2 separate regions of the Mus musculus genome follow, and region 2 is linked to region 1. The links are chromatin loops, found by intact Hi-C in ENCODE. Cell type or tissue: gastrocnemius. All regions are shown on one strand. Each heading gives the region's core, and the rest is flanking DNA. Links, peaks and the distances in the headings are about the cores only. Region 1 overlaps Mettl8 (methyltransferase like 8). Region 2 overlaps Tlk1 (tousled-like kinase 1).

Region 1 (16,581 bases), core at 4,368-12,367:
GCAGTCAGTGCTCTTAACCTCTGAGCCATTTCTCCAGCCCTTAATATCATATTTTTTTATTACGTATTTTCCTCAATTACATTTCCAATGCTATCCCAAAAGTCCCCCACACCCCCCCCACTTCCCTACCCACCCAATATCATATTTTTAGTAAATGTTATAAATACATATGTACATATATGTTTGTTTTGCTTTCTTGTAACAGGAACTCATTATGAAGTTCTTGGGTCTCAAACTTAGCCTTCCAGCCATGTGGGATTACAGGCATGTACTGCCATGCCTGGCTAAAAAGTATGGTCCAAATTTGATCAACATTTTGTTTTATTTTGTAATGTATTTAGTGTGTGTATGTGTGTGTGTGTACACTTGCCATTGTGTATGTTCGGAGGCAAAAGACAAGTTTACAGGGTGTGTTCTCTTCTCCCACTTTGTGGGTTCCAGGGATCAAATTCTGATCATCAGGCTTGGTAGCAAATGCCTTTACCTGCTGAGCCAGCTTGCTGGCCCAATTGGATTTTTTTTTAATATTACACTTGTTTTGAGAAGATAAACATGCATAGGTCTTCTGTAACCTTGTCAGACTTCCTCTTTAATTGTAATAATGGTTGCTGTTGGTGTCCGAAGTTTTTTTCCAATGTTGATTTCTCTCCGGAAATTGTGACAATTTTGTTAATTCTCTGCCCTTTGTCTTTCATCTTTATTTCCCCTTTTACTGTCTTGACCCAAATTTGCAGATGAGTTTCTACTCTGGTAACAATAATGATAATTCACTCTAGTATTTATAAAGAGAGTAGCTACAACTGAGAATAACGTTTCATTTTCTCTGCCAGTTAAAGTTAAAAGACAGGAAAAACCTCAAGTGCAGCTGGTAGCAGCAGAGAAACCTCAAGACACACCAACAGGATGGGGTCAAAATTGGCAGATGAAGAAAGGCTTGTATTGGGAGTTAGGAAACACATTCATGTCGTGGACACAGAGAAAAGGACCCTCTGTCACTCAGGAGAGCTGAGATGTCTAGTCTCTTCCCAAGGACCGGGGTTTAAAATCTCTGAAGGGTCTTCCTCCCTGACTTAAGAGTTGGTCAGTTTGAAGAACACAGGACCGCTGATTGGCTTACAACCATTGTGTAAACATGTCCTGATCTGCCAAGATCTCCCTTCCTGCCTGCTGGAGCATCTGTGTAACTCTTAGTCCCTTAACACTGCAGGTTGCTGACGGCTCATCTTTTATCAGGTTAATAAAATTCTCTCTTGTTTCCTATTGGCTACATGTTTTGTTTATCTGATCAACTAGGCATTGAATGTTATCAGCGCTTTCTGTGTATATGCTACTGTGGTCTATGACTTTTTCTCTCTATTTTGATAATGTGGTAACGTTAGAGTTAAATGACTTCATTTAGGTAAATACGGTGACATATTTTGTTTTTGTGCATTGTGGGCTTTGGGTTCCTGCTGGCTCCAGTGCTCAATCAGCTCTGAAATTTTGGTTTCTGAACATTTCTTTCTGGCTTTCTGGCTCAGTGATGTATGTTGTTAACATAATATCTATTTTTTGCTTGTTTACACAGCACTTGTGGGGGGTGCAGCATAGCAAAAAGGCTTCTGAGGTGTCGAGTTCACCAAGTTTCCAGAACTACATTCCATTTCCTCGTTTAGTCAACAAAGAATAGAATCTAAATGACCCTCTGAGCCCCTTCAACACTGCGCAAGCAATCCCACTCGAACGGCTGCAAAGGAGTGTGTAGTTGGAAGAGCCTCATAGCAGGAGTGTAAGGCATGTTGTTGTGACAGCAGCTCACTTACTGAGACCTTGACTGAGTCATCTGCTGAGTGGATACTTCAGGACTGAAGTGAGATCACAGATGCTCACAGATCCAAGCATCACGTAAGGGCAAAGGATGAGATGCAAATGTGATACACAGTGCACTCTGTTAGAGAAAGGACATCAGGGGCAGAAAGGGTTTAGCACACTGGGGACTGTTCTTTTTAGGGTGATAAACTATTTTATCTAAAACTATAATGATGGTGTGTTTCAGAAACTAGGATCCTTACATTCCAGAGAGAGGAGGGGAGGGGAAGAAGGGCGAGTAGGGGAGGGAGGAGGGGGAGAGGAAGAGGTAGCATGCACTAGGATCAAACCCAATCTCTTGTATATACTACATACTCTGTCACTGAGCTATGCCTCTGGCCCTGGGTCAAAGCTTAAGGTATATATAAGCTAGGGAGAGTAAGGACAGAATGCATGAGGAAAGAATTTAAGTATTTATACATATATGCAATGTGGCTGGGAACGTGTAGCTTAAGGACAGAACACTTGCCTAGCAGGTACAAGGTCTTGAGTTCCATCCCCAGGGCTATACACTACCGCCTATCCACAGAACAGCAGCGAAGTCCAGAGAAACAGAAGCATACACTGGTTCTCCTGCAAGGGGCCAGGAGAAGAGCACTGATGTGAGCAGCTCTGTAATACTGGAGGTAGTGTCATGGTTGCTGGGGAGACACAGATGGTACTGCCGTAAATTCCCTTACCAGTAGGGACTTCCACTCAGATACAGCAGAATCCTTGACTACACTGTGAGAGCAGCCGGAGTAAGGCAAAGTTCAAATTTCATTAAGATAAGAGAGTGTGCACACTTTAAATTTAAATGCAGACATTAGAAAGATTTGTACATTTTGGTGTCTCTAATGGCTCTGTATGTGATTCTATGGGCTTCTAAATTGTTCAAGGGGTGTAATTTATAACAGTTTGAAGATTAATTAGGCAAAGCTTAAAATTTAAGTAGAGTTTAAATAAGTAAAAATGGGCTAAGTGTTGGCAGGCAGTTCTTTGAGAGTTCAAGGCTTGCCTCATCTACATAATGAGCTCCAGGCCAACCTGGGCTAAATAGTGAGACCCTGTCTCAAAAGATACACACACACACACACACACACACCTCTTAAGTATATTTCTTATATTCTTAAAGAATTTCCTTTTATAAATGAAATTGTAAGATGTTTTAGGGGTTTATGGCTGAGAGACAGATACTAATACTGGTTTGTTTGTTTTTTTTTGGTGGTGGTGGGTTTTTTTTTTTTTTTTTTTTTTTTTTTTGTGTGTGTGTGTGTATAGCCAAGGTTTCACTTTGTAGCCCTGGCTGTCCTGGAACTTACTCTGTTGACCAGGCTGATCTCAAACTCAGAGATCTGCCTGCCTCTGCCCTGAGTACTGGCATGCGCCACCACCACCCGGCAGTACTAATACTGCTAAAGTCAAGGTTATATTTGGCCCTAAGTAAGTAGTTTGTTGATTTTAACATCCTTGTCTGACCAGTTTTTTGAAAAGGCAATGTTGAGTCAGTAGGAACCTGATTCCCAGCCAATAGGAAAGGCAAGCTAACTTCAGGGTGAGGGCCTTCTTTCCCATCTCACATCCTCTTATGTCTTTCCCTGGCTTTCTAGATTGCTTCTGTTCGAGGTGACAACAGAAGCCGTTCTTCCGTGGACATTGGAATTGAACAATTAGTGATTAGGTGGAGGTGATGAGAACAGAGTTTCTTATGATCAGAGTGGAAAGATTTAGGTGAGAAAATAGGGGAGCTAGCTCGATGCCTCTAGTCATTAGGGTCAGGGACGCTGCTGCTGCTAGAAGTGAAGAGAGAGAGAATGGTAGGTTTCAACATTGTTATGTTAGAAAAGAGTGGCAGCGTCATAGAAGGAAGCTGACCTGAGGTTACCCTTCAGAACGAGAAACAGACTCAGGGCCAAAGACAGCCAAGACCAGGCCTTGAAATGGGAAAGCATTAGAAGAAGAGAGAGCCATCGTGTATAGCCAGATGGAAGACCTAAAGAGACAGACCCTTCAGCTCTGAACACAAGAGGGAGTTTCTGACACTTGTAGGGTTTTTTTTGGAGGGGGATGGGAAAGAGGGCAATAAGTTCCATACCCCATGATGCAGCCTGGCCTAGCCTATGTGAGAGGAGTCACAAGGCAGGAAGGCACAGTTAAAAATGAAGCCATGATTCAAAATTGCCTTGGTCTTGGGCAGCAAGGGAGACATTTGGCTTGATTTTTCCCAACCTGCAGTCAGTGCTTTTTTTGAGAGGAGAGACTGAAGAGGACATAGCCTGACCTGTGAGGCAGCAGCTCTCCCTCGAGCAGGTTCAACTTCTGGTTTGGTGGAGATGTAGATGTGTATATATGTAAACACTTATAGGCATAGATGGGAATCTGGTTGCTTGCTTGCGTATGTACATGTATTTGCCTGCTTTGCCAACCAAGAGGGTACAGAAGCAAAGACAGAGTAGCAAAGAGCACACTCCCTCAGCACCCAGACTCCAATAAAAGGAAAAAGGCTATTTGGAGAAACGGCTGGTTGTAGTGTTGGATCGAGAATAAATATGATGAGCTTGTAGCATCCTGCAATATCAGGGCGTATAAAGTGCTAAAAACAGAAGCATAATGATGGAGGTATATCAAAGGGTGTGTGTGTGCGCGTGTGTACACGTATGTGTGTGCTTATGAAAGGCAGATGTTGACTTTAATGTTCTTCTCTATTTTAGTTAGGTTTCTATTGCTGTGACAAAACACCATGACCAAGAGGAACTTAGAGAGGAAAGGGTTTATTTATTTCAGCTTAAAACTTTCTGGTCACAATCTATTGCAGAAAGAAGTCAGGTCAGGATCTGAAGGGAGGAACCTAAAGCAAAGGCCATGGAGAGGTGCTGCTTACTGGCTTGCTCAGCCTGCTTTCTTAAAGTACCCAGGACCACCAGCCTAAGGGTAGCGCCACCCATAGTGAACTGGGTCCTCAACCATCCATCTTCAGTCCAAAAAACGCACCACAGGCCAATCTGGTGGGGGCATTTTCTCAGTTGAGCTTCCCTCTTCCCAAATGACTAGCCTGTGTCATTGATAGTAAACTAGCCTCTATCACACTCTATGTTTTGAAACAGGGTTTCCCTCTTGCTGTTTTGGCTACGTGGACTGGCCAGCATGTCCCCAGGATCCACAAGTCTCTGTCCACCGAGCTCTGGGCCTACAGACTTGCACCTGCGTACCCACATTTTACGTAGGGGCTGGAGATCGAAGCTCAGGTCCTCATGCATACACCTCAAATACTTAACCACTGACTCATCTCCTCCGCCCCAGCTCCCACTTCCTTTTGGTTTTTAAATTCCTATGTTTTATTTGAAGGGAATAGCCCAGTATCCTAGTGTGGCCTTTCCCCATCCCTTTTCTGGTCTGTCTTTTAAAAATGTTTTTAAATAGCATAATTATTAGACGTAATAACGAGTTTCATTGAGCCAATTTCATGTACCCACATGATGTACTTTATCCACATTCACCCCCATCCCTCCCTCCATGGCTGCGGATCCTTTTCTCTTCCCAACCACAAGCCTCCCTGCACCTTCAGTGGCTTTTGTTTTAACCCAGGAAGTTTGATTAGTGGTGTTACAAGAGTATGGGTGTCCCACCACTGAAGAAAATGTCTTTCTCCCCACTGATCATGAGCTGTGTATAAATACTCAAGGAAGAGTGTGGGGTCCTGTGAGCCCCTCCCCTCCCGTGACACAGCGTTGACCAGGCTGATGTTGTGCACATGTTGTGCAGATAATCCCAGCTACTGTGAGTTCAAAGCTGCAGTTGCCATGTTGTGCCTAAGTTCAGCATACCACACCGCTCCCAGTAACTTCAGGCTCTTAAAATCTGTCCATCCCTTACTCTGCAGTTTTCCTGAGCCTTAATGGTGGCGGTGGAGTGGGATTCAACTCTCCCACTTAAATATTATATTGATTATTAAAATGGAAGTGACGTGGCGGTTAGAAAACAACTTGGTGGAGTTGGGTTTCCTTTTTCACCTTTGTGTGTGATCCAGGGATCAAACTGAGGTCACCAGGCATACACAGCAAGCGCCTTTCTGCCGAGCCATGTCACCAGCCCTGGGAGTCCCACTATGACTGGACATTCAGCAGTCATTTATTCTCAGCACGTTGACCCGTTAAGGGCCTGAGCTGCCCTCTGACTGTGCAAAAAGAAACTTCTCCGACCGAAGCTGACACCAGCATTAATGTGAGTGCAAACCATAGAGGTTTCTTTTAAAAAAACAGTACAAGTGGGGAATGGAGGGGGAGTGACACCACAGTAAAGGAACTCATCTGACTGCTTCAGCCGGCAATCACGGTTATCAGCTGTGACAGCCATATTGACAGCAGTGCCTCCGGTGGGATGTGTCATTGTACCTAGTATGTGTTAAGGCCTGGGTTCACTCCCCAGCCCCAAACAGTCCCCAGCAAACCTCATACCCTTACTGTAGTCCTAAGAAAAAATGATAAATGTCCACCAATGACATTCTGCAAAATACCCACGCCTCAAAACACAGGGTCCTCGAAATACAAGTCTCACTTTTAAGAAACAGACCCGGAAGACATGGCAGCCAGTTGTAATGTGGCATCCCAGCTGGGATTCTGGGAGAGAAAAAGGACCTGAGGGTGGGGGTGGGAAGAAGGAAGGAAACTGGACTGAAGTATGAAGAAGTTTATAATAATGTATTCTACTGTTGTCAGTGGTAACAAATGCACCAGGATGATTCAAGAGCCGAACAGGGGAAGCTCTGGCACGTGAGCAGGAACTCTGTATATCTATCTGTAGAGCGGTTCTAGACTGTTATTTAAACTTGTGGAGCAGTTATATAAAGTTTAAATAAGTTACTTCGAGGTCTAAGTGAGATGATAGCAGGATGAAACGATTTAGAGCAGTGTGTGGTAATATATACAGATTCTGTTTACCATCACCACCTTGTTCTTTAGCTTAGGGCATCTTTGTGGTTACAGCTGAATCTCACTGCCTTGCTCTTCTGCATATCGGTTTTGGGGTTAGCATGTCAACAGAGCGGTATCCCCAATGCTGTATTCTTAAAGGAGGAAACAGCAAGACTGTAAAGATTCATGAGAAAGCAAGGCCAGAACTTAAGAACCCCTCCCTTTTTAAAAATGTATATGAGTGTTGTACTTGCATGTATGTCTGCGTACCATGTGTGTGCCTAGAGCCTAGGTTGGTGACAGGAAGGTCTTAGATCCCCTAGAACTGGAGTTATGGATGCTGTAAGCCACCATGTAGGTGCTGGGAACTGAACTCATATCATCTGCAAGAATAAGTGCACCTTACCTCTGAGCCATCTCTCCAGTGTGAAAGTTCTTAACTTTAGTTTCCTGCTTTGCAAGAGGCAGTGACTGAGCGATGCCAAAGCCACGAGCCTGGCAGGGGCTTCTTTCTAAGCGCATAGACGGCTGCAATAAGATCCTGAAGTTGACGTTTTGGGTTTTAGCATATTTCTGATTAAGATCCTGGTTGTTTGTTTGCTTGTTCGTTTGATTTTGGATTTGCTGTTTTGCTGTTTGCTTGTTTCTTTGCTTTTTGAAACAGGGTCTCTCTGTGTAGCCCTGGCTGTCCTGAAACCCACTCTGTCGACCAGGCTGGCCTCCATCTCAGAGATCTGCCTGCCTCTGCCTCCCAAGTGCTAGGATTAAAGATGTGCGCCACCATACCTGGCAAGGTGTCCTATTTTTTTGTTTTGGTTTTTGACTCAGTATCTCAGGTATGTGGCACTGACTGGTGTGAAACTCACCTTTGTAGTCCAGGCTGGCCTTGAACTTGCAGCAGACTTCCTTCCTTTACCATCCAAGTGCAGGTGTGAGCTGGAACTCAGTGCCAGGCATGTGAGGCCAGGCCCTTTTCCTGATGAGCCATCTTATCAGCCCTTTTTCCTTTTTTTTTTTTTTTTTAATTTTTGAGGCCAAGGCTCAACTATGTAGCCCTGGCTGGCCTGGAGCTCAGGATCCTTCTTCAGCCGCTGGAATCCTGTGGTTATCAGTGTGGTACGCCATGCTTGGTTTCTTTATGATGCTTTCTTATTACTACTCTAAGTTAGTACACCAAGTCCCACAATGTCTCTGATGGAATATATTCACCGAGCAGCTTCAATTTGATATTTCTGTTTGGTATGAAGAACGAAAGCAATGTTTTAGTCAGGAATTGTCTTTTTCAGCAAGCAGTTCCAAGAACCAGTTCCCAAATTCCTCACTGAAAACCAAAAGGCAAATAAAATGCCTGTGATTGGGAAGTTGTCTCTCTGGAGATGCCCAGCAGAGGGCGGGAGAGCTTTCCCGGGGCTGGCTTCCGCTTCCTTGCAAGACTGGGCAGACCTGACTAGGGCCATCTGTGTTTGCAGTCTGATGATTAACAAGTACTAGAAATGAACCGAGCGTGGTGCATCAGAACCACAGTTGCTAAATGAGGAGAGAAAACGCTATAATGCCAAGTGGCCGTGTAGAGCTGTGGTCAGTAGAGCACAGGAGGGGAGGGAGGAGCAAGCGGGATGCAGGCAGGTGTCCCATGCCTGGTACCAACCAACCAAACACAGGGACTGTAGCTACAATGTCATGGGAAGCGTTTAATGATATAAAGCGTTAACTATCCCTATTTGATATATAATAATTTTGTGTATAGTTTTGTGTGTATAATTTTGAAGGAAAAACAAAAAGGCAAGGTGGCAAATGCCTGCTATGGTTGGTGAATAGGAGAAGTTTCTAGATCACTGGAATTTGACATCCTAATGGGGCTTCAGAAACCTTTCTAGAGAGAATGCCACCTAGTGCCCGGGCTAACTGCTTCCCCCTCCTTCTCTCCACTCATGGTTATTATACAGAACTTGTATACTTTGTAATTTTAAAAATAATTGTTCTGTACGTAAAAAGGTATTTCGAGAATATTTTTGTTGTTGTTCTTTGAGAGGCGGAGACAGGAGGATGAGTTCAAAACCAGCCTTTGCTACATTGCAATTTTGAGGCCAGCCTGGGTTACCTAAGACCCTATCTCAAAACAAACAGTCCAACAAACAAGCAAACCCAGGAAGGAACATTTCAAGGCTCATTGAGCTCATCTGTGAGCCTGAGTTAAGGTCCATCATCCTAGACAGTACCTGCGCGTGCGCGCAAGCATATGTGTGTGCGAGGTCCAGCAGAGGAGACCATTCATAAGGCTTTGTTCCTTCTTCTCTCCCCTACTCAGACAATGTTTTTCTATATTAATAAGTTTAAGGTTTTGGCAGCGTTTTGCATGGATGCTTGGTTTTCCTCTCTATAGATATGCATTTAATAATTTAATCAGCACTTTTATAAAAATAACTATTTATACTTTCCAGCATATGTACAAACAGTGCTGTGACAAATATTTAACATATTCTGATTATTTTACAGAACATCTTTCTAAAAATAAAATTTTCTATCATGTGTTGGTATGGTGGTGCGTACATTTAATCCCCGCACTATGGAGCCAGAGCCAGAGGCCTAAGCCAACTTCTGAGAGTTCAACACCAGCCTGAGCTACACAGAGAGTTCCAGGCCAGCCTGGGCTACATAGAGACCCCTCTCCCCCCAAATCTGGAAATAATCCGACAGAGTTATTGATTTGTTTTGTAGGTGGAGCAAAGCTTTTTCCACCCTGAGTGTGGTTTTTCGTCTTAATATTATGGAAAATATTAGTTCATCAATTAGTTGGTCCTCCAAATGTTGACAGATTTAATTGTTCAAAAATAAAAAGTATTTTACCCTTAGCATAGCAATGCACAAGTACTAGAAAGCTGCTACCTCCCACTGGTTGACACACGTTTACTAGAATTTTATTTTATTTATTTATTTGCCTAAATGCTTGAATTCTATCAAAGACAATGTATGGTGTCTGTTATTTTCCTGACAGGCATACTTTGATTATTTTTTTGGAAAATGATAAAGTAAAAATTGTGCTCCAGGAAGACACTTTTTATGGCTTCATTAAAGAGATGTGTGAGTATCTGGCTCCCCTGAGAGTATACAGTTAGTGAAGGAGACAGTGGCTCTCAGTGTGATTTGTTGCCTCTGCTTTGGTTGAGGCCAGCCTGCTGTCACTATGGCCATATTATCTGTACACCATCAATGGACTACGGCAATTAGCAAAAGGTAAACAGCATATTAATGTTATTATGATAAAAACAAAAACAAAAACAACCTTAGCCGGGTGTGGTGGCGCACACCTTTAATCCCAGCACTCGGGAGGCAGTGGCAGGCGGATTTCTGAGTTCGAGGCCAGCCTGGTCTACAGAGTGAGTTCCAGGACAGCCAGGGCTATACAGAGAAACCCTGTCTTGAAAAAAAAAAACAAAAAACAAAACAAAAACTAAAAACTCCCTGACCTCTGAAGATCCTTCGTGGGTAAGTGGAGGCCTTTGGGGACCACATGAGAACCTGAGCTCTTAGTGGCTCACAGAACCCATTCTTTCACCTAAGAGTGGCTTGGGGATCATTTGTGACTCAGTTCCTGTGAAACCTGAGAGTGTGGGTCTTGGGGGGAGGGTGTGAGAAAGTTCCTCATTCCTAAAAAGGGACGGAAGAAAGAAGTGGTCCTTTTCTTTCTCGGGAGGCGCCGTGTCAGTGTGAGAGCTGGAACTGCTGCACCCATTTTGTAACCAACAAGGGCACTCAGCCTCAGGGTACAGAAATCTCCAAAGGCGTGCGGTCAGTGGGGTAAACATTTCCCAATGGCACTTCAGGACATCAGCATATTTTTACTGAGGTCATCATTCCTAGTTGTTTTCTAAGCATTCCTTATGTTTGGTAATAAAAGTGGTGGCGCACGCCTTTAATCCCAGCACTCAGGAGGCAGAGGCAGGTGGATTTCTGAGTTCGAGGCCAGCCTGGTCTACAAAGTGAGTTCCAGGACAGCCAGGGCTACACAGAGAAACCCTGTCTCAAAACACACACATACACACAAACCAAAAAAAAACAAAAAAACAAAAAAACAAAAACCCATCCTAATAGTCTGCAAATATCCCCACCATCCTTGATAACATTCCCGAAATCTTTTCTCATGCATTTTATGAGTGTGCAGGTCCATGCACCTGTGTGTGTGTATGTGCAGATATATCACTCTCTCCCTTATTGCCTTGAGACAGGGTCTCTCACTGAACCTGAAGGCTGCTGTTTCCTCCGCTGACAGTCCAGTAAGCTGTCTGCTGTCTTCTGCCTGGGATTTCAGGCGCACACAGCTATGCTGGCCTTTCACCTGGGGTTTAACTTCATCTTCCCACTGTCGGAGCAAGGGCCCTTACCACTGAGCTGTCTGCTCAGCCCTGTTGTGTCTGTCTTTTCATGTGTTATAGTTTAGGATCATGTTTAAAAGATTTTTTTTCCTCCCCACTTTTTAGAAATATTTGTAATTTCTCTAAGCCTATTAAGGTATATTAGGAGCTGGAGAGAAGGCTCAGAGGTTAAGAGCACTGGCTGCTCTTCCTCAGGTCCTGAGTTCAATTCCCAGCACCCACATGGCAGCTCACAACCATCTGTAATGGTTGCCCTCTTCTGGCATGTAGGCATATGTGCAGACAGAACACTCAAATATATAAATCGCTTTAAAAATATATATGTGTATATCTTTTAAAAATGTTATTTATTTATTTTGATGGAGGGGTGTGTCTGTGTGCCCTGGCACAGATGTGCAGGTCGGAGAACAGCTTGCAGGAACCAGTTCTTTCCTACCATGCAGGTCCCAGAGATGGAACTGGGACTATTGACTAGTGGAGCCTTCACTGCCTTAAGACGTGATTGCTTTATGTTCAGAGTGTAATTTGTCCGCAGTTTTGATGTTCCATGTGGAGCAGAGAGAGACTATTTCTCCCAAATGGCAGGTAGCCCATTTTCTTAATGTACTTCTTTGAATAAGCCATTTCTATCTAATCCACTGACTCAAAATACTAGCTATTACAGGCAGACTTTTTATATGTATTTTGATCAGTTTCTGGGCTTCCTAAATCTCTTGCTTTTGCTGTGGCATTAGAGACATGGCCTGGACTGGCTGGTTTTAGAGGATGCTACTCGGCCTGGCAGAGAAGCACACTCTCACTGCACCGCCCAGAAGCCCTGCTGGGTCTTGCCACATTGCCCCTCTCCCCTCTAATGTTCTCTTGGCACTTCTGTATGCTTGTCCCCCCCCCCCCAATGAACCTAATTTACTTACACTACTTGTTCAGATTCCCCCCAAAACACTTTCAGAATTTTGACTGGGATTACTGTAATTTTATAGATGATTTTTGAGAAAATTTACCTTTTTCTCTCTCTTCTACAGCCATGAATCTTTACCTCCAGAAGTTCACATACTGTCTCTTCATTAAAGTACTCACTCATGTCATTCTGTGGAGTAAAGTAGCTTTCTTTTACCAATCCTGTATGCTATTTCTTGGTTGGATTTGTAAAGATCTTGCCCTGCCTGCTGTGTGTGCGAGAGTACATGCATGTGAGCGTGTGCATGAATTCGTGTGTGTGTGTGTGTGTGTGTATTTAAAGAACCTGCCTCTGCCTCCTGAGTGCTGGGATTAAAGGCGTACACTGAAGAACATTTTTAAACACACTCAGCTCAAAATGGCTTCCTCAAGCAGAGGCGCACAGTGGTGTGGTGTCACAGTATGCACTGTGAGGTAGATTTATAAGCTATAACTGTTGAAGGCTGTTTAAGGAACCTACCAGAAACTTTTACCTTAATGAACCTGGTCTCTGGAGCTGGTTTCTTTGGGAATCTGCAGCAACAACTCAGAAAACAAAGGATATTGTCCTAGTGCCAAGAGCTTGCCCAGGTTGACAGTATGGAAGAGAGGACTAGCCTGCTGGGAGCAGCTCCGGAAATGGTCTTTCAAAGCTACCCCGTTATTATTGGGGGAGATCGTAATGTCTTGATATGACTTATTCAAAGGGATGCTTGCTGTGGTCACAGATACAGTTTGGTTAAGCAGCAAGCACGCCCACTGTGTTGTCGGGCAGCAGGGAGATGGCTGACAGGTGTTAGGTTTTGTTGTTGTTATTGTTGTTTTAAAAGAAGCATCATTTAATCAGATTGTTTCTGTGTTAAATAAGATTCAAGTTGCCCCAGGCAGTATGGATTGGCAGGGTTTCAGCTATCTGGGAAGATGAAATTTGCCAGCTTTCTAAGGCCATTTGAAATAAACAAACACATTTCTTTTCATCCACATTATGGATTTAAAAAGCATGTGTGAACTAGCCTGGTATCTTAATTACCACTTCAAATGCTCCTGTGGAGAATGTGCTTCTTGGAGTGTAGTTGTAGCCGCGTTGGTGTAGGAGTCGTTGCCTAGTGTGCGCGAGGCTCTGGGTTCGATCCCCGGCCCACTTGAAGTGGGAATGGGGCTATGGGAACTTGAAAGTGGCTAAGTGCTGGGTCATCCTTAGCTACATGCAGTTTTAGGCCAGCCTCAAGTAGAAGACCCTCTCAAGGAGGAAAGGGAAAAAAGTGCTTGTGAGCCTTTTGCTGTCTTACTTTTGGAATAAGCCCACTCATAGGCTGGAGATTACTAAGACATCTGTATATAAGATAAAAATGGAACTAACAATCTCATTATCTGTCATGACATTTTTATTCATGGAAGTTTCCAAACGTTTTTTTTGTCTGCAGTGCTAGAGATTAAGCCAAGACCCCTCTGTGCCCAGCAGGCATTCCACCAACCAGGGTTACAGGGCCCCAGCCCTAAGCTATCCACAAATGTACTAGTCGGGTTTTTAGCTTATATGGTTTCTTGGGCTAAAGTGTCTTATGTGTCCATGGCTATATTCTTCCATGCCTTGGTTCGTGGGCATCATTTCAAATGTGACCTTTCAGAATGGCCCGGAAGGTGTCTGTGAGGACAACGCCTCCTCCCTCAGATGCTGGCACAGCCAGTGTGTTACAAGTATTCTGGGAGACCAGAGCATGTTCATCTGTATGGCTGCATTCCCAGCTCAGAGCCTCTATTCAGAAGACTCTCAGGGGATCTCTGATAAGATGCTTCGTCCTCCTCTGTATTATTCAGTTCTGCCCCTCCCCTCCCACCAGCTTCAGCCGACTATAATAGGCCTTTATTTTTCCAGGCTCCTTAACTATTTTCTCATCTATGCGAGACCCACCTGGTCTTCACCCGGTGCTGTTCCTCAGGGGAACCGGAACACAAGCAGCTGCGTCCTCCCTCTGTTTCTGCCCGCACTGTTGCAGCAAGAGACTTGGTATTACTGTCAGTTTGACTTGTCCCAACTGAGCCCTTCAACACCGAATTACTCGCAGGGGTTGGTAGGGATTAATTATTCATTAATTTTATTGTGTTTCTTTCTCTTCTTCAAGCATTAAGGGGCATCCTTTAAAAATGTTCTGGTGGGGTGGCTGGAAGGAAAAGGTGTTTGAACCAAACCTAATGATCTTGGTTCAGTTTCTGGAACCCACACGGTAAGAGAGAACTTCCTCAAGTTTCCTTCTGAGCTCTCTCTATGTGTGTGTGTGTATTTATACATACACACACACACACACACATATATATACATATATATGTATATATACATTCATATTCTCTCTCTCATGAGTGTGTGCACTCTAAACAAAATTGTTTTAAAAAGAACGAACTCCATTTTACACGTGAACCTCTAGGCTTCAGTACAGTAAGTAGTGGGGCTGATCCTGTCATCAGCTTTAGCATTCTTTCCCAGCCCAGTGTGTTGCTGGCTTGGGAAGTTGGGACTCCATAGAGCTCTTTAAGCTAAGAAGCTTCCTGGTGAAGAGCTTGGTTCGATAGCCACAGAGCCCTGTGGACATTCTAAGGAGAGCCAAACTGACGCTAGCCATGGTGACATTTGGCTAGCATCAGACGCCTGCCACGAACCCAGCACTATGCCTATCCCTCCTGGAAGCCTCCTGTATTTTGAAAACACCATATTGGCCACATTTATTAAAGAAAATCAAAATGATCAAAGTATCATGCCGGAAGTTGTGGAGTGACAGTGACAGACCCCAGATGCAGCTCAACCCACACTCTTCACCACATCAAGCACCACTTCCCAAGAGTCCTCCCGTGCTCCTGCCCAACTTGGAGTAGTTGACTGCTAAGGAGAACTAAGAGTAGAACCTTCTGGAACAGAATCTCCTGACACCATATTTATTCCTCAATGCTGAGAAGTAAGGGACTGTTACAAGAAAAAAAAGACCAAAAACCAAAAAACCAAAACATTCTCAGCTTCCTGGGTTGACGTAAAATGTGTTTACTATGTTGTCTGTGAACACAAATCTAGGTATGTGCTCTTTGTGCACAGAGCGCCTATTCAGCCATAAAACTGGAATAAGTACAAACACTACGACAAAACCAATAAAACTCAAACTAACAGCATTATACTGTGACTGCTGTTTTTCCAGGGAAGCTAAATTGCAGCTCTCATTATAAACAAGGCCATGGCCATCACCACACAGGTTCTTTTGACCCTGGCCCATCTGTGCTGTTGTGTGCTGTGTGTCTGCTCAATTCCCTCACCGCCTTTCTCTGTTCAGAGTACTGCGGAATCTTTTTACAGTGCACTGTGTTCTCAGATGCATCATTTACATATTACATCTGTGCTGCTTGTTGCCGACAAGATCATAAATGCAAACACAGGCGCTGAAACCAAGCAGCGGTTACACGTGTGCTCGTGTTGATTTGGCTTTCAGATTATTATCATAATAAAAACCCAGCGACATCATCATGGAACCCTTGTTTGACAAAACCTACTTGAGAAGGCGTGCCAGTGGGGAAACTTTACCGCCGGCTGCCTTGCAGAAGAGGGAAGTAAGGTGGTGAATGGGAGCCCAGCTTTGAGCTTTTCTCCCTGCCCAAGTGTTTCCTTTTCATAGGTGTTTGTGGCTTTGTGGTCTTAGCTATGGTTAAGAATCTCTCACTCAAAACAGCATGTCCCTCTCACTGTTAGTGTTACTGCTTTTGTTACTAGGAGACACAGGGTAGCCAATTTAGAAGGCTCAGTTACTAAACAGTTCCTCCTGTCTGTTTCGGCCCCTTATTTCTGTTAAACCTGGGCTGCCACCACATCAAGTCTATCAACCACGTGCGCCTCTTTCACGTGTTCCTTTATCGCTTGTTTACTTATTTTCAGTGCTGGGGAACGAATTTGACCTTGAACGTGCTGGATAAATGCCCCACCACTGAACTACATCCCCAGCTTTCAGAGATTGAGACAGAGTGCAGGGTCTTCTGACCAGCCTGAGTTTCATAGTGAGACTTTGTATCAAATGGGAGTGAGAGATAACAGAAAGATGAAGCTGATTTAAATAACTGTGGGAATGTGTTGGCTCAATGGGGTGAGGAGACAGAGGCAGGACTGGTTCCAGTGACAATCCATCTACGGGATCCAGGGGACATAGCTTCTCATCGCCTTCTTAGTTTTCTGTACTCATAATTGCCTTTCAGCTTGAATTTATATCATGCTCTGCTAAGGCCAAGTCCATCTGTATGAAACATGAGTGTTCTCTTGCCATTCTAGTTCCTGACCCATTTGAAACCTCATGAGCACATTCTTAAAAAAAAAAAAACAAAAAACAATTCTCCTCTCATATATTAATTACATCCTGACCACAGTTTCTCCCCCATCCTCTCCTCCCAGCTCCCCTGCCACCTCCCCTCCTCCCCAGATCTACTCCTCTTCCATTTCCCTTCAGGAAAGAGCAGGCTTCCCAGGGATATCAACAGAAGAAGGCATAAGAAGCTGCAGTAAGACTCGG
Region 2 (16,581 bases), core at 5,275-13,274, 260 kb after region 1:
TAAGGATGTAATTAATAATGAAAATGTAAAACTGAGTGAAGCTAAGTGAAGCTCTTGGGCTTCAGAATGGCCACTCTACCTGTAGAAGCGTATTGCTAGTGTGGAGAGGGACTGGATGCGTGTTTGAGTGAACTGATCTAGCTGGGTCACATTTTTATTCATGGGTTCATTACAGCAGCAGTGATTTTTTTTTTTTTATATTAAAAGCTTAAAACACAGAGACTCATTTCATGCGAGTATTTATGAGTGAGTGTATGTGAGATTTTAGGAATAGGAATCCCTAGCAAGTGATAAGTGAGATAATCTGTCCCCCAAAGAGTCCATTCCTTTTATCAGCAGATGTGTACTATAAGACACCTTCCTCAGTGGCCATTATTTGAGTTTTGCCCATGAAGTTTGTGGAAAACGTTTCTATTGTTATATAAATGTGTACAAGATTTTGCCTGCTAGCCCACAGAAATCAAAATACTTAGGATCTCTCTCTTTAAATTAAAAAAACCAAAAATGTTGGCAAATTTTTGACAGCAGAGATTTTCAGATACAGAGAGCTTACAGAGTCTTATGAAAATGCAGGAGTGATCTGAGCTGCAGGAGAGCACCTGAGAGTTTATGCTGATGGAGTGCTTTTAGCTGATAGGTTTAAGTTAGCTAACACATCTCTAGTGCTGTAGGTAGAGTTTTCAGGCACTGCCAGTGTATTTTTAAATCACCTGTTCTGTGCCTGGACCTGTACTGGGGCACTCATTCTCATGTATGTGTGTATGTGTATGTATATATGTGTGTGTGTGTATGTGTATATATGTATATATGTATGTATATATTCTTTAAAAAGTCTTTGAAAGTGTTAGAAATGTTGAAGTGAGGCATTCTTTAGTTTAATGCTTTCCCTTCAGATGCATATATGGGAAAGTTTACATCCTGGAAAATGTATGCATATACATACACAAGATCAGCAGGAAGTAAAATAACTTGTTACTGCTATCTGGTCCCGGACAAAGTAAGACCTGTTGTCTTTATCTTCCTAAAAGCCTGGTGTATTACCAACACCAGTTTGTCAGACCAAAAGAGAAGTATGGAACACTCAGATTGCTTTAGAAACATTTTTTCTTAGTCTTTTGCTTCTCTTTTCATTTGAAATGTCTCACACTAATCTTTAAATTTTTGATGAAGTTCAATTCATTAATTTTTAAAAATTAAAATATTTTATTGTAAAATCTATAATATAAATTTCTCCCTGTTTTCAAGGCCCTGAGGATTGACCCTAAGGCCCCATGTATGCTAGGAGAGTGCTCACTTATATAGTTGACTTATACTCACAATTAATGTGTTCTTCCCACCCCTTAATGCATTAGAACAGAGTTGACAATGCATAGGCCTCTTCTTTTTTCTTATGTTTTTGAGGTGAGCTATGCATAATATTCTCCAGATGTAATTGTTGTCTTGGAGGCTTACTGCTGAGTAAGTTCACTCTTTCTCTTTCTGAGCTCTGGTTGGCTGGTTCAGCTCAGCTGTTCTGGCCCAAACTCTTCTCCATACTGACTGATTCAAACTGGCTTTTCTGTTTCTGACTGAATTACTCTGCTTGGTCTCTTAATTTGATGCAGTCTGTGAATCTTCTGGCTCCTTCTCATTCCCTGGCTGTTCAGCCTGTCTCTGTAAATCTGGTAAAAGTGCCCCTCTGCCCTCACCCCTTTCCTTCTGCTCTCTTAAGCTGCCTCTCTTTCCTGTCTGTCCTCATGAGAGTTGTGTGTATCCTATCTCTGACTCATTCTGTCAAATCTTTCTCTGATCTGTCACTTTCAAACATGCTGCTTCTTTCTACAAACTAACTTTACCTTCATTGTTTGGGAATAAAGGTGTGTACTAAGGGCGTGTCTATATTCCAGCCAGAGGGATTAAAGGTGTGTGCTAAGGATATGTCTGTATTCCAGCTAGATCACACAGACCTAGAAGGTCTTCACATGTGATCCCTTGCCAGAGCAGCCTTGTTGCTGGATTAAAATTCCTCTACATGTGTAAGTAACCCATGCTGTCTAGAGCTCTTTGTGTAGCCTGGGCTAGCCTTGAACTTAGGGTCTTCCTGCCTTAGCCTCCTTAGGGTTAGGTTTGTAAGTATGTGCTACAACACCTGGCTTGTATAGGACTTCAGTTCTACAGTAGCCAAGTGTTTTGTGGACCATCTTTTATGTATGTGTGCGTGTTACTGTGCATGCTTGCTTGTTTGTGTGCGTACTGAACTGCGGTCAGAAGTATCAATCTATAAGATGTTTTGTTAAATGGAGTGCACATTTTATAAATTTGTAGTTTCTTAATCTTTTTAGAGTGTTCATTTGTAAATTTTGTACTATAGTCTCACTATATGTAATATATATACATATGTGTATGTGTGCACATATACATGTGTATGTGTTTGTTGTTTGCTTCTCTCTCTCTTCATAGGTGCAATGGATGAGCTTCACAGTCTGGACCCAAGAAGGCAAGAATTATTGGAAGCAAGATTTACTGGAGTTGCTACTGGGAGTACTGGGAGTACTGGGAGTTGCAGTGTTGGAGCAAAAGTGAGTAAAATTTTAATCTCATTTAAAGTCTGTGCTTCGTGTTAAGTGGTCTAGAACATATTTGGTGTTGAGATGGCTTGACCACCAGAGTTCAAGCCCCAGGACTCATGTTTGAAGTAGAGAACCAAGTCTTACAGATTGTCCATTGACCACCATAATATGTGCTTCGGCCCCCACAATACAAAGCACTAAAACTACAGAGTATGTTTTGTGTAGGAGCTATATACATGCTTAATGGCAAAGTGTTGCTTTTTATGATTTTTATATTGTGTAGAAGTTAGTGTTTAGAAACCTGATTTCTTTTTATTTGCTCTGCAGAAGATCTCTATATAAATGGAGTTTTGTTTGGCAATTCTTGCTATTATTTCTTGACTGACCAAAAGGTCCTTGCCTATGCCTGTTTATATGGAAGGAATATAAACCTGCTTTACCTGTAGCAGTTTCTAAGTGTGATGTCTTACATGGAATCCTTTTCTCTGTTTTGAACTGAGTTTTGAACAGAGAGAGGGGGACCTAGTTTCCCACCAAGTTTGAATAGATTGTCTTTCTCTCCAACATGAATTTTTAGCACCTTTGTTGAAGATCACTTGGCTGGACCCATGTGGGTTTCTTTGTCTTCTGCTGTGTTGATCTGTGCGTGTTAGTCTTAGTAGCATGCTCTGTCTGTTACATGTCTGGTATATATTTGAAATCAGTACTATGATACCTCCATCCTTGCTCTTTTTTTTTTTTTTTCATTTAACTCTTTGGCTTCTTGATGTCATTAATATTTCTATGTGAGTTGTAGCATTTCTTTTTCTGTTTCTGTCAATAATTTACTTGACTTGTGATGGAGGATTGTGTTGAGTCTATAGATTGTGTTTGGTAATATAACATTTTTACAATATTATACTAGCCCTTGGGCTCTATCTTGTAGTGACTCCAACTTGTCTATAATGTTTTAAGGCTTTCATTGTAATTTTTTATTTCCTTGGTTAGAAATCTGTTTATCATTTATTTATCTATATGTATCTCTCTATCTGCGTGCACGTACACACATTTTTTAAATGTGCTGTCCCATCATGAATTTCCTTCTTATTATATGTCATTGATATAAGCTATTGGTTTTTGTATGTAGAACATGTATCCTAATACTTTGCTCAAAGTCTATCAAATCTAAGAGCTTTCTGGAGGCTTTAAGAGTCCCTATAAGAATGGAAACATATTATCTGTAAACAACTGTGATTAGAATGAGTTCCTTTCCTATCTTGGCCCCGTTGTTTCTTGTTCGTGTCTTACAACTGATTAATAATTCAAGTACCATACTGAATGAGAGTGAAGGAGTGGAAACCTGACTTGTTCCTGATTTTAGAGGAAAGACTTAGTTTTTTCTGTTTCATTATAATGTTTTGTCATCAGCCTTTATAATGTTGCAGTTTGATCCCCTTTGCTGCTAAGTTGTTCAGCATTGGTCATGAAAGGATGTTAAGCTTTGTCCAAAGACTTTTCCACATCTGTTGAGACAGCTGTGATTCTGTCCCTGGGTCTGTTCACATGCTGCCTTACATCTTCTGATTAGTGTGTGTTAAGTCATCCTTTATCCTTCTTGGGGTAATTTTGTGTTTCTTACTTTGAGAAACTGCCAAGTTGTTTTCTAACTGTTCTTTACCCTCTTAGCAGTGTACAGGGATATGGTTTCTCCATCCCTGTCAGGATTTGGTTACTATCTCTTCTAATACAGCATTTTGGTTGGTGTACAAAGCAACACCAATAGTGCTCTGTTTTACCTTTCCCTGTTGACCAGGGATGCTGTACTTTCCCCATACACCTGCTTACCATTGATGTATGTCTTCTCTGATGGAGTATCTGCTCAAATCCTTGGTTTTAAGTCTGGTTGCTTTTAAATCTTGAGTTAGAAAGGTTCTTGTATGTGATGGATGGGTAATAGACCTTTGTATGATAAATAATTTACAGAGGTTTCTCCCATTCTTTGGGTATTTTATCTGAGAAACTTGCATAGTTGTGTCACAGAATGTATACTTTTTGCTGAGAACTGTTGAGGACTGAGTGTGTTATGCCCTTCGCAGGCTCGGGTGCTGAATGCTTGGTCCCAGCTGGTGGTGCTGTTTGGGAGATTTGAGGAGATGAGGTTTACTTAGCTGGAGGAATGAGGTACTAAAGGGTGAGCCTTTGAAAGAGTTAACACTTCCTCTGCCCCTTTCCGTCTCTGCTTTCCTTTGTCTCTTCTTCATGTTCCCTCTGTGATGCTATTGCCAAATGCATGAAACCATGTGATGAAACCTTCAGGCAAACCAAATAATTCTTCTCTTTAAAGTGTTTTCCCTGGTCATAAAATGAACCCAGAAAGATGTTTATAGTTTTAGCCCCTACATTCAGGTCTTGGATTATTTTAAACACATATATGCATATGCGTGCACATACATACTCACACGCACATGTGTACGCACATTCAGTGTATGTACCTGTGCTTATCTAGTTGTTTGTAACCAGCCATAAATGTGTGAGTTGGTTTCTCTACACTTAGTTCTCTGTTGATCTATACACAATACCACACACTTCAGTGTAGCTAGTGATACCTTTTAAAACTGGAAGTGTGCTTTTGCCAACTCAGTTCTTGTTTAAGATTATTTTGGGTATCCTGAGTCTCTTTATTTCAGTTTGACTTTCAGAACCAGTGGGTCACCTAATAGAAACAAAAGCAAACAAACAAACAAAAAACTAACTGGAGTTTTAGTAGAAGTCTTAGGTAAATGTTTAGACCAGTGTAAGTATTTGGAGCTTTAGGAAGTTGTCTCGTCTATACCTTACATCTGTTTAGGTCTTTTTTCTTTCAATGATGTTTTATTACTTTTGTTATATAACTTTCATTTGTTTGAACTTGTGCGTTTTTCTTTCTCACAGTAGTATAAAGGTACTGAATTTTGTTTTTTTCCTCTTCTAATGAAATTGTTCTCTTCACTCATTTCAGGTGTTTATTGCTATTGAATAAAAAGTACAATTGAGTTTTGTGCATGGCTCTTGTTGAACTTGAAGTACAACCTAGTTGACCTTACTGATTAGCTCTGCTAGTTTTATCAAAAGCGGTAAGCGTTTGAGGTTACTCAGTGTTCCTGTGTACATGATGCTGTAGGGAAAAGAGCAGCTCGTGTCAGTTGTCACGCCTCCTTCCTGGCACTGACCTTCTTTACCATAGGTTTGGCCAAAGGAACAGGCTGAGCTTCAGTTTCCTTGTCCGTTGTGAGGTGAGTCACTTTTATATCCCCTGTCGTTCTGCCCTTACTTTCTTGATTAACCATTGCACCTGTTACCGTAGCCCACAGCTCCCCTCTTAAGGAACAGACAGGGAGGGAGCCAAGTCACACCATCATAGCCGCTGCTTCATTTTACGTTGAATTATCCCCGCAGGCATAGTCAGTCTGGAATGTGTGCACTTAGGATATCATTTCCTAGTTTGGTGGGTTTTCTAGAAGACACATCTGATTGCATACTATCCTTCTTAGAAACTCTTCAATGGTCTCACATAGGTCCCAACCTTTGATTGCTGCCTTTTCTTGTAGCCCACTTTTATGCTTCTCCCTCCATTTTTCATCACATTTACACTTTTCTTTAGTCAAACAAGCTGGTTTCTTAAACAGGCGGGTTTCCTGTCTTTTCTTTTAAGCGTGCAGTTGGCCTTGTTTCATCCCGGAACCCTTCTGTCATCAGACTGAGGCAGCATCTTGAGAGTGTTTCTCTGACTACGTGATTGCCCAAATACAAATTTGGGGTACCCGAGCATACTTACATCACATGTTAATTATTTATTTTCTACTAGACTACTAGAATGTTGGGAACCAAAAGACTTGCGTATTTTAATTTGAGTGATGAAATAACTTAAGAGTTCAGAACAGGGCTGGAGATGGCTCAGTGGTTAAAAGCACTGACCGATCTTCAAAGGGCCTGTGTTTGATTCCTAGCATACACATGGAAGCTCATAACAGTCTGTGGTTCCAGTATTAGGAGCTCGGATGCCCTTTTCTGTCCTCTGTGGGCAGGCATGCAAGTGATGCACAGACATGTGCAGGCAGAACACACCTATATGTTAAATAAAAGTAATTTTTCAAACTTAAAAAAATAGAAATCAGAGTAGTGTGCCTGACTCTGATTTGGTTTGGGGAAAAGTGGAAATGAAGTTTATTTAGGGTAGTTTTATTTTGTGGTTTTCTTTTCCTTCCCTTGTACTGGATGTTAAAGCTAGGGCCTTGTACATGCTAGACAAGGACTCTGCCCAGAGTAATGTATGCCCAGCCCAAAAAATTTGTTTTGAGACTTGAATTTATCCTAGAAAGGATTAGGAAAAATACTTGAATTGCACCTGGAGTTAGTACAGAATTATAGTCTTCTAACCCTGCTCATTCTGTTCCTGGTGTCCAGAGCCAGCAAGGTGTCTGGAAACGAAAATAGTGCCAGGGTTTGATTAACTAATAATAACCTTCACCTCCAAGCTGATGATATCAGATGAGAATAAAAATCACAGTTGTATATTTCATATGTGTATGTGCATAGGGAATCCAGGGTCTTTCACATGGTAGTCTAGGGAATCCAGGGTCTTTCACATGGTAGTCGAGCTATCTACATTCAAGATATCTGCCCAGCATCCTCAGCATACATATTAAAGGACTTCGTGTGTAAGCTTTCATTTAATATTCCTGGTTTGCAGACAGAATTCTATACCTGCTTTAGATATCTTATAATTTTTCTAATAATAGCCAGAGTAGAATAGGCACAGCTGCGAACTTGTATGTATATATACTTGGTTTTGCCCATTTATCATCTAGTTCATGGGAGTTAATAGGGTTGTTAGAATATTTTGTTTTTTTTTTTTTTTTTTTTTTTTTTTTTTTTTTTTTTTTTTTTTTTTTTTTTTTTTTTTTTTTTTTAAAGATTTATTTATTTATTATATGTAAGTACACTGTAGCTGTCTTCAGACACTCCAGAAGAGGGCATCAGATCTCATTACGGGTGGTTGTGAGCCACCATGTGGTTGCTGGGATTTGAACTTTGGACCTTCGGAAGAGCAGTCGGGTGCTCTTACCCACTGAGCCATCTCACCAGCCCCCAGAATATTTTGTAAATTAAACCTTCATTTCAAAAAATTCTGTTAAAATATAAACGTGATGGATTCCTTTCCTTTCCTTTCCTTTCCTTTCCTTTCCTTTCCTTTCCTTTCCTTTCCTTTTGTTGTTTTTCTGAGATAGGATTTCTCTGTGTAGCCTTGGTTTTCCTGGAACTAGCTCTATAGATCAGGCTGACCTTGAACCCAGCACCTGCCTCTGCCTCCTGAGTGCTGGGATTAAAGGGCTGCACCTCTATGGCCAGCAGTGAACTAAAGACGTCTAAGGGAATGGGAGCATATGGCAGCGGGCTCTTGTTTTTATAGGTGCTGACTGAAACCTAAGCTGCTGAATTTACTGTTTGGAATTAATTGAAAACTAAGAATACAATAATAGATGAGTAATTTGCAGCTAGCAGAGCTAAGAACAGAATATCAATGCCTATTGAAATTGAGGATGGGAACCAAAGCCCAGTCCATTTTACAATTTTGTCTAGAACTAGTATTAGTCGAACTACCTGTTAGATGCTAAGATGAACAAGTCAACTTGTCTAAATTCATGATTTCGTTATCTTTTGTCCACTCCAGATTTTTTGCCAAACCATTTTGAAGTGATTTACATTTTATACTAGTTACTGGACTTTATTTGAAAAAAAAAGAGGCGAGTTTGCTGTTTATGGAAGGGAAAAGATTTTGTAGCTCGTGGGACAATTCACTGAATGGTTCTGAGGCTGAGAAAATGAGACTTGGACAAGGCAGGGCAACTTTGGCCAACAGAACTGTTTCCCTTCTGATTGTGGTGGTCTTAAGGGAAGCCAGCCCATGAAGCAACACCTTTCTCCTCCACCCCATGCTTATGTCTCTCTGAGAGCCTAAGCTCTCCATCTGTGGATCACCCCATGGTAAACCTCTGTCTCCAAAAATATTCACATTTGTGGGCCTGTGTACCAAAGGCTTTCCAAGGAGATCTCTGGCCCGGCCAGAGCAGCCCTGCACTGAGTCGGTTTGGGTTGGGCTGACAAGAGGCTGACTAGCCAGTGAGGAGTGTGGCGGAGCTTCAGGCAGAGCTTCGGGAGAGCAGACCTCTTCCTAAGTGTTACAGCTCTTAGGACAGAAGGCTTGGATGACCAAGTAGTTCTCTCATGCCTTTAATCCTTCCGGATAGGATTCTTATATACAGTTTTGGGGTGGGTAAGGGTCTGTCTGGCAGCAGGTACTTCTCATTGGTTTTGTCTGAGAGCTTTGGGGAAACCTTATTTGCATGTGGGAGGGCTCGGTGCGGCTCCTACATGACTGATGGCCACATACCTCTCTGTGGGGGGCTGGGGAGGCTGTAGCTACCTACTGATAGGAGCCAGGGACCCAGGAGGCATGGCAGAACACCTGCTGTCCCATGCAGGTGGAAATCACCCCCCACTGGGTCACTGGGGTTCCAGACTTTTGCTAGACTGGGGACCAGGTTGTCTGTGCACAGCCCACCACCCCACACACATTATGATCCATAACAGTAGCAAGATTACAGTTATGGAATCATGAAAATAATGTTATGATTGGGGGTGACCACAGCATGAGGAGCAGTGGTAAAGGGTCTGAGCATTAGGAAAGGTTGAGGCTGACTGTTTCTAGGGAAAGAGCTGATTGGCTTCGTTGCTGATTGCTTTTGGTTGTGTTTTCTCTTGTGTTTTTAGCTATAGGCATGGGTCAGGAGTGTGTATGAGAAGGCTCTTTACAGTGTCTGTAGTACACCAAAAATGTAAGGCAGCACAAAACAAATAACCTGATGCTTGCCTACTCAAAGTCCCAGTGGAGGTTGAGTACCTAAGATAGGAAGGGTTAATTGTGTTTGATATCATAAGACTTAAGTTTTGAATTAAAAATTTGAGACAGTGCTTTTTAGGGAGTCAATTTATATTAGATTAGCATGGTTAGATGGGGGCATCTATTGGTGAAGTACAGTACTGCATTCAGTTCTTCACCTCTGCCCCTGAGTTTTCATAGGGTCTGTGTAGCTGCATTTGGAGAACTTCTTACAGGGCCAAGTAGTTAATGTCATATGAATTCTGCCACAGTGCTTTACTTCATTCTGACATGGCACTCAAATAGCCATAGACCAACTGTCATTCAGTGTGTAGTTGGTTACATTCCAGCGAAACTTTGTTAAAATAGGTGATGGGTTAGAGTTTGATGTTCCCTTGTCTCCTGCAGATATTCCCAATAGGATTTTATGGGATAGAATGGCCTTTAATATTTTATGGTCTGATTTATGCTTATTAGCTACATAAGGACTCCTAACAAGTAATTTTCTATTTGTTTAATCTTAAGTGTGAGTGTGTGCATACTTGTGCTATGTGGCATGCCTGTGGGAAAGCCAGAGGATAACTTTGGGAGTTGATCTCTCTTTCTTATTTATTTATTCATTTATTTATTTATTTATTTATTATATGTAAGTACACTGTAGCTGCCTTCAGACACTCCAGAAGAGGGTGCCAGATCTTGCTACGGATGGTTGTGAGCCACCATGTGGTTGCTGGGAATTGAACTCAGGACCTTCAGAAGAGCAGTCAGTGCTCTTAACCGCTGAGCCATCTCTCCAGCCCCTTGATCTCTCTTTCTATCCAAGAAGACATAAAATGTGGAGGCATTTAAATGAAGAAGCAAATTCTTAAAATTTAGTTTTAGTAGTTTCGGCTTAAAAAATTGTACCTGCTAGTTATGATTCCTCAGAGATTATCAGTGAAAGCTTTACAGAATTACACATCAGTAGCTGTCATGGAAATGCAAATCAGAACTGTGATGGGATATTATCTTACCCTCATCAGAATGGCTATTCCAAAATAGCAGAAATAACATGCAGGCCATGATGGGAACAAAAAGAAAGTCTTAGTCACTGCCTGTGGGAATGCAAATTAGGGTGGCCATTATGTAAATCAGAGGAGATTCTTCAGAAAAACTAAGTCTATAGGATGAAATAGCTGTCTTGCTTCTAGAATATACCCAAGGGAAATGAAGTCAGTATATCAGAGATAAAAAAAAATACAAAGAAGTACTTTTCAATGATAAATGTGAAATCTCAGGGCTGGAGAGATTGCTCAGTGGTTAAGAACCCTAGCTACTCCACCAGAGGACCCAGGTTCAGTTCCTAGCACTTGGGCATGGCAGTTCACAATCTTGTATAACTCTAGTTCAAGAAGATCTGACACCATCTTCTGGTTCCCTTGAGGACTGCACACTTGGTACAAAACAAAGATATGCACTCACCACTCATCCACTTAAAATGAAAATAAATCTTAAAAAAAAAAGAGGACTGTTGATGGCTCAGTGGTTAAGAGAACTAGCTGCTTTTCCAGAGGACCTGGGTTGGATTCCCAGTACCCAAATGGTGGCTCACAGCTGCCTGTAACTCTAGTGTCAGAGAAACTGATGTTTTCTTCTGAACATTTTGGTGCACATACAATAAGCTGGCAGGCGCCATTTTAAAAGATAAAAACATTTGCCATTTGTGTCAAAACTGGCAGAACTAGAGGACACTGTTGGGTGAAATAAGCCAGGTGCAGAAGAACAAGTATTACACGCTCTGTGTTTTGTGGAAAGAACTACTTAGATATCTCAAGGTAAGATACTAAAGTAAGGGGAGAGGGAAGAGTAAAGGATGGACTGGGAAGGACTTGCAGCCATCTGTTCTGTGCTTTGTATGGAACTATGAGAAAGGAGCTGGAACAGGTGATCAGAGCTGGAAGTGATAACTACCCTGATTTAACTGGCATGTATTGAGTTACAGCGTTGTACCCATAAATATGTTACTTTAAGTAAAAACAAAATATGTAAGTGTCTTAGTCAGGGTTTCTATTCCTGCACAAACATGACTAAGAAGCAAGTTGGGGAGGAAAGGATTTATTCACCTTACACTTCCACATTGCTGTTCATCACCAAAGGAAGTCAGGACTGGAACTCAACCAGGTCAGAAAGCAGGAGCTGATGCAGATGGAGGGATGTTCTTTATTGACTTGCTTCCCTTGGCTTGCTCAGCTTGCTTTCTTATAGAACCCAAGACTACCAGCCCAGGGATGGCAGCACCCACAATGGGCCCTTTCCTCGTGATCACTAATTGAGAAAATGCCTTACAACTGGATCTCATGGAGGCATTTCCTCAACTGAAACTCCTTTCACTGGGATAACTCCAGCTTGTGTCAAGTTGACACACAAAATCAGCCAGTACAATAAGTAATTTTTAAAAAGCCTCTTATAGAAAGGTGTTATATTGGGGTTAGGAAAAGCAATTTTTTTTACAATATACCCAAGTGTATTTTTATTAAGATCAATTATGGAACAATAATGTACTTAAACTATCATACTATTTCAAAATATTCTGTATATAGAGAGCTTATAGATTACCTCTATTTAGTTACAGTATGGTTATTTAATAAAATGTTTTAAAGACCTAGCTGCAATCTTATTTTTAAAACCAAAGACCAAAAGTATTAAGTAAACCATTTCATGGCACAGGGTACTGTTAACATATGGAAAAAATATATATATATTAATTCTGACATAGAAGGTAAAGTTAAGAATATTTGTGAAGACATTGATAGTTTCTGTTTTTTTTTATCTTTTTTTTTTTTTTGAAATTGCTAGTTTTACTATCCAAGGAATCTGTACTAAGACTTGACATTCAAATAATTGACCTTAAATAGGAATACCTAAAGCCAGGTGCTGTGGTTTATGTCTGTAATCCAAGCACCTGAGAGGATAGGCAGGTCAACTCTCTATTATAGTCAATATAGTGGTGACGAGCCATTGAAATGAATAGCAGAGCTCAAAAGTTGCCCTCCCAGTACATAGAGAATGACCCATTATGTTTGCTTACACAGCTTGCTTGGTTACATGACTCAGCACAGCCACTCGTATTGGAATAAAGATTATACTCATGATTGTTACAGAAGAAAAATCACAAAGAATTGAGAAATGAGGGTACACTTGGTCATACCTCTTCATTCCAAAATTAATAATATTTTTACTTATCAACAAGTGAAAGGTAAATTTTTGAAAAGATATTCTGTAAAAAAGCACAAAAATTATAAGATACTTCAGCATGAACCCAACAAGACTTGACAATTTCACCAAGGGCTATAAAATGCAGAAAAATCCAGAAGATGCCTGAATGAATGAGAGCTGCAGTACTTAGGAAGAAGTGGAAAGTCTCAGCACTCCAGGGCTTAGCACAGCTAGAAGTTTGCCTGTAGGGTAGCGCACACAGTGTCTGCTAAACATTACAGTATTTGAAGAAGGTAAAAATTAATAAACATCCAAAATTTATATCAAAATGTAAAGGTAAACATACCAAAATAAAGATACAAGCATGATAATGTGCTTATAAATCCAAGGCCAGGTGATTCTAGGTGACTTGCCAAGATAGTATTAAGACAGTACAAAGCTGGGGGAGTTGTACTATTAAATGCCAAGAAATATGGTAAATTAAGACAGTGTGATACCAGCACAAAAGGAGGAAGAAATTAACAAAACAAATAGAGTCTAACAGCAGATCCATTACACACTGACGTATTGTAGAAGGTGAGGAGTTAACTATGAAATCAGCCAGTCTTCTACTTTTACAGAAATACACGGCCTGCCTTCATCTAATTTTGATAGTATTTAGGACTTTAATTTATGGTTAAGTTATTATTTCAGTGCTTACAGTTTTCACTATAAATTTATTCATAGCTGAACTTAATGGCTCCATTATTACATATCTGTTGTAAAGCCTTTTGTTTTTTACACAGTTAACAGTTATTTACTAGGTTAGGATAGCTATCCAGGAACTCCTCAGCAGAGAGTGCAGGCAGCATTTTAAAACACTAATTATTCTCCCCTCCTTTCCTTTGTTCTTTTACTCTCTCCCCTGAAGTACTTCATGTGTTCTGAGGCTATTTGCTCTGTTCCCCTGGGGAGTGCATTTTCCTAGAATCTTTCTCTAACCCTGAGTATTCATTTCCAATTGATTTTTGTTTGAGCTCCTATTCCTGTATCTCTTATCTTGTGTCTCTTGGGTTGTTTCCTTGTTTTGGTGGGATATATTCTCCAGTCACTTCTTTGGAAAGGAGCATGGTAAATGTTTTGAAACCTTGCATATTTTCTTCCTGTAATTTGTTGTTGTTCATTTATGTGTCAGTTGAATTCTAAGTTGGAAATCATTTTTCTCCCATCTGAAGCATTGTTCGGTTGTTTTCTAGTTTCCGTTACTGCTTATCCCTCTCGTACCATTCTGATTCCTGATCCTTGGGAAGCATTTTAGGACCTTGTCTTTCTCTAGCATTTATCTTCATTAAACGTGCCTTGAGCCTGCTTGGCTCAGTAAAAGTATTCTTCCATTTTAAAGGTTTCTTTCTTTACTTAAAAAATACTTATTTTGTTTTTAATTATGTGTATTGTGGTTATGTGCACATTAATATAGGTACTTATAGGGGCCAAAAGAGGGCATTGGATCCTCAGGAGCTGGAGTTGCAGGATGTTTTGAACCATCCAACATGTGTGCTGGGAAGTAAATCGTATTCTCTGCAACAGCAGTGTGCGCCACTGAGCCATTTCTTCAGGCCTTCTCATTTATAATTCATTCTTTCCAGGTCTAGGAAACTTTGATTTGTCGTAATTGTCCTCATAGTCATCATCATTACTACCCTTCCCTCCCTTCTTCCCCCTCATTCTCATAGTCACCATTATCTTCCCACCCTCCCATTATCATCTTCCCTCCTCCCTCATTCCCCTCCCTAGCGCCCCCTACCCCACCCCATCTCCTCCCTTTCCTCCTTCTCCCTCTCCTGTCTTTATCTGGACTAGAAACTTTCACAGTCTAGTTTTTTTACATCCTTTTGGTTTCTTTTAGAGAAGGTTTCTTTAGTTTCTTTTTTTAAAAAACTTGCATGTTTCAATGCTTTGCTTATATGTGAGTATACCATGTACGTGTCAGATACCATGAACTGGACTTAGAGACAGTTGTGAGCAACCATGTGAGTATGGGGAACAGAACCTAGGCCCTCTGGAAGAACAGTCCATACTCTTAACCATGACCATCTCTCCAGCTCCTCTTTCAGCTACTTGTATCTGTGTTGCTGCTGCTGTTATAATTATTAATTTCACTTCTGTTTTCATTTTACATTGTCAGGGTAGTTTTCCTTTTTCTTTTTATATTTTCTTTCCTTACCTGGGTGAACTATAACTGATTCTTTTTTTGAAAAATTTTCAGTTGCGTGTGTGTGTGTGTGTGTGTGTGTGTGTGTGTGTGTGTGTGTACTGGCTGGTTTTGTGTGTCAACTTGACACAGGCTGGAGTTATGACAGAGAAAAGAGCTTCAGTTGAGGAAATGCCTCCATGAGATCCAGCTGTAAGGCATTTTCTCAATTAGTGAATAAGGGGGAGAGGCCCCTTGTGGGTGGTGCCATCTCTGGGCTGGTAGTCTTGGTTCTATAAGAGAGCAGGCTGAGCAAGCCAGGGGAAGCAAGCCATTAACATCCCTCCGTGGCCTCTGCATCAGCTCCTGCTTCCTGACCTGCTTGAGTTCCAGTCCTGACTTCCTTTGGTGATGAACAGCAATGTGGAAGTGTAAGCTGAATAAACCCTTTCCTCCCCAACTGCTTCTTGGACATGATGTTTGTGCAGGAATAGAAACCCTGACTAAGACAGTCTGTCACACAGAGAGAGACAGACAGACAGACAGGCAACACTTGTGTATGGTCAGAAGACTGAACTCAGGTTGTCAGGCTTAGTGCCAGCATCTTTGCCCACTGAGTGACCTCTCCAGTTCTCAAGATTTTCCCCTTCTCCGTCTCAGAGATTTTACTTTGATGAGCCTAGGTGTATTTTTTCTTTTTTTGCCTTGCTTGGGGAGAAAGAGTGACCTCTTCGCCAAGTTCCAGAATATTCATTCTTTCGAACCCCTTGCTCGTTTGTCTCTCCTGTGACCAATTGCATGTAAGTCAGATCGCTTACTGGTTTGGATATCTCTCTGCCCTTCTGCACCCTATTGTTACACCCATAGAGTGGAGCTTTCAAGTTCTGGAGTTCAATTTGTCTCTTGTCTAGTTTTTATTTCCCTGCTGAAATTCCAGTTTGGTTATTTCTTACAAGTATATTTCAACTTGTCATTTTTGAACAGGTCTGTAGCTACTTTGAGGCATCTTACTTATTGACTCCAGTGTCTCTGTCAGAATGATGGGATGTGTTCTGGAGAGTGTTGACTTTTTTAGAGACGGTCCCCATGCACAGCAAGCAGTTTACCAACTGAGGCAGCCCTCTTCTGACCTCTTATCTGGATATTTCTTTTCCTTTATTACTATTGTACTATTGGGTTCCTTTTAATTTCACACCTGGTAGTATACATCAGGACAGTGCCCAGCCACTGGCATCACATTTCTGCTCTTGACTTACCTTAGACAACTAAGAGTTTGCTCTTAATACAGATCAGGTACTAGCTATAGGCATGTGGGCGCAACTGACATACAAAATTCTGGATTTCTTCTTTGTGCTTCTTTATTTTTGGCATACTTCTTTCTTTAAAGCTGCTGTGGCATCCAGAAACCATTTCTTTCTAAGTAGTAAAACTGCAGATTTTGATCCAGCTTGTAGTTGCTCTGGGGCATTTCTTATCCAGTTCAAATCCAGGACCATATTAGTTTTATTTGAATCTGTGTCCTGAGAATTATGGCTCTTGAGGACATAGTGAAATTAGAGTATCCCAATAAATAATTGTTTATTTAGCCTTTATCAGTAAACAAATAATATTCCTGTTTTCCCTCAGTGATTGGATGTTCAGGTCTTCATTGTGGTTATCTGAGCAAGTAGTTCCTGAGTGTGTTCAGACTACAGTCACTATCCTAAAAATCACTTTCACTGGATGTAAAATGCCGTGCTCACAATAGCTTTCCTTAAATGTTTTCTCCT

What was found. A loop is a pair of places that touch in the nucleus more often than their neighbours do. Peaks named below come from ENCODE experiments on the same cell type or tissue, not always from the same donor. Only the 100,000 strongest peaks of a DNase experiment are listed, where the experiment ranks them.
Region 2: a loop joins it to region 1, with 7 times the contacts of the local background. A loop is called at or near these places in 28 of 42 quality-filtered maps.

What each region holds. Positions count from the first base shown.
Region 1 is chr2:71,031,490-71,048,070 of GRCm38, reverse strand. The region is part of intron 1 of Mettl8 (methyltransferase like 8); the gene reads left to right. Among named protein-coding and RNA genes, the nearest start is that of Mettl8, 16 kb to the left of the region's middle. In gastrocnemius, for the core only: a CTCF peak has its summit at 8,119 (motif pointing right); DNase peaks (open chromatin) are centred at 7,661 and 8,153; H3K4me3 peaks cover 257 bases; H3K27ac peaks cover 918 bases.
Region 2 is chr2:70,772,854-70,789,434 of GRCm38, reverse strand. Tlk1 (tousled-like kinase 1) reads left to right here. Exons shown (of 20, transcript NM_172664.3): 2 at 2,440-2,558. Among named protein-coding and RNA genes, the nearest start is that of Tlk1, 44 kb to the left of the region's middle. In gastrocnemius, for the core only: a CTCF peak has its summit at 9,592; DNase peaks (open chromatin) are centred at 9,038 and 9,613; H3K27ac peaks cover 427 bases.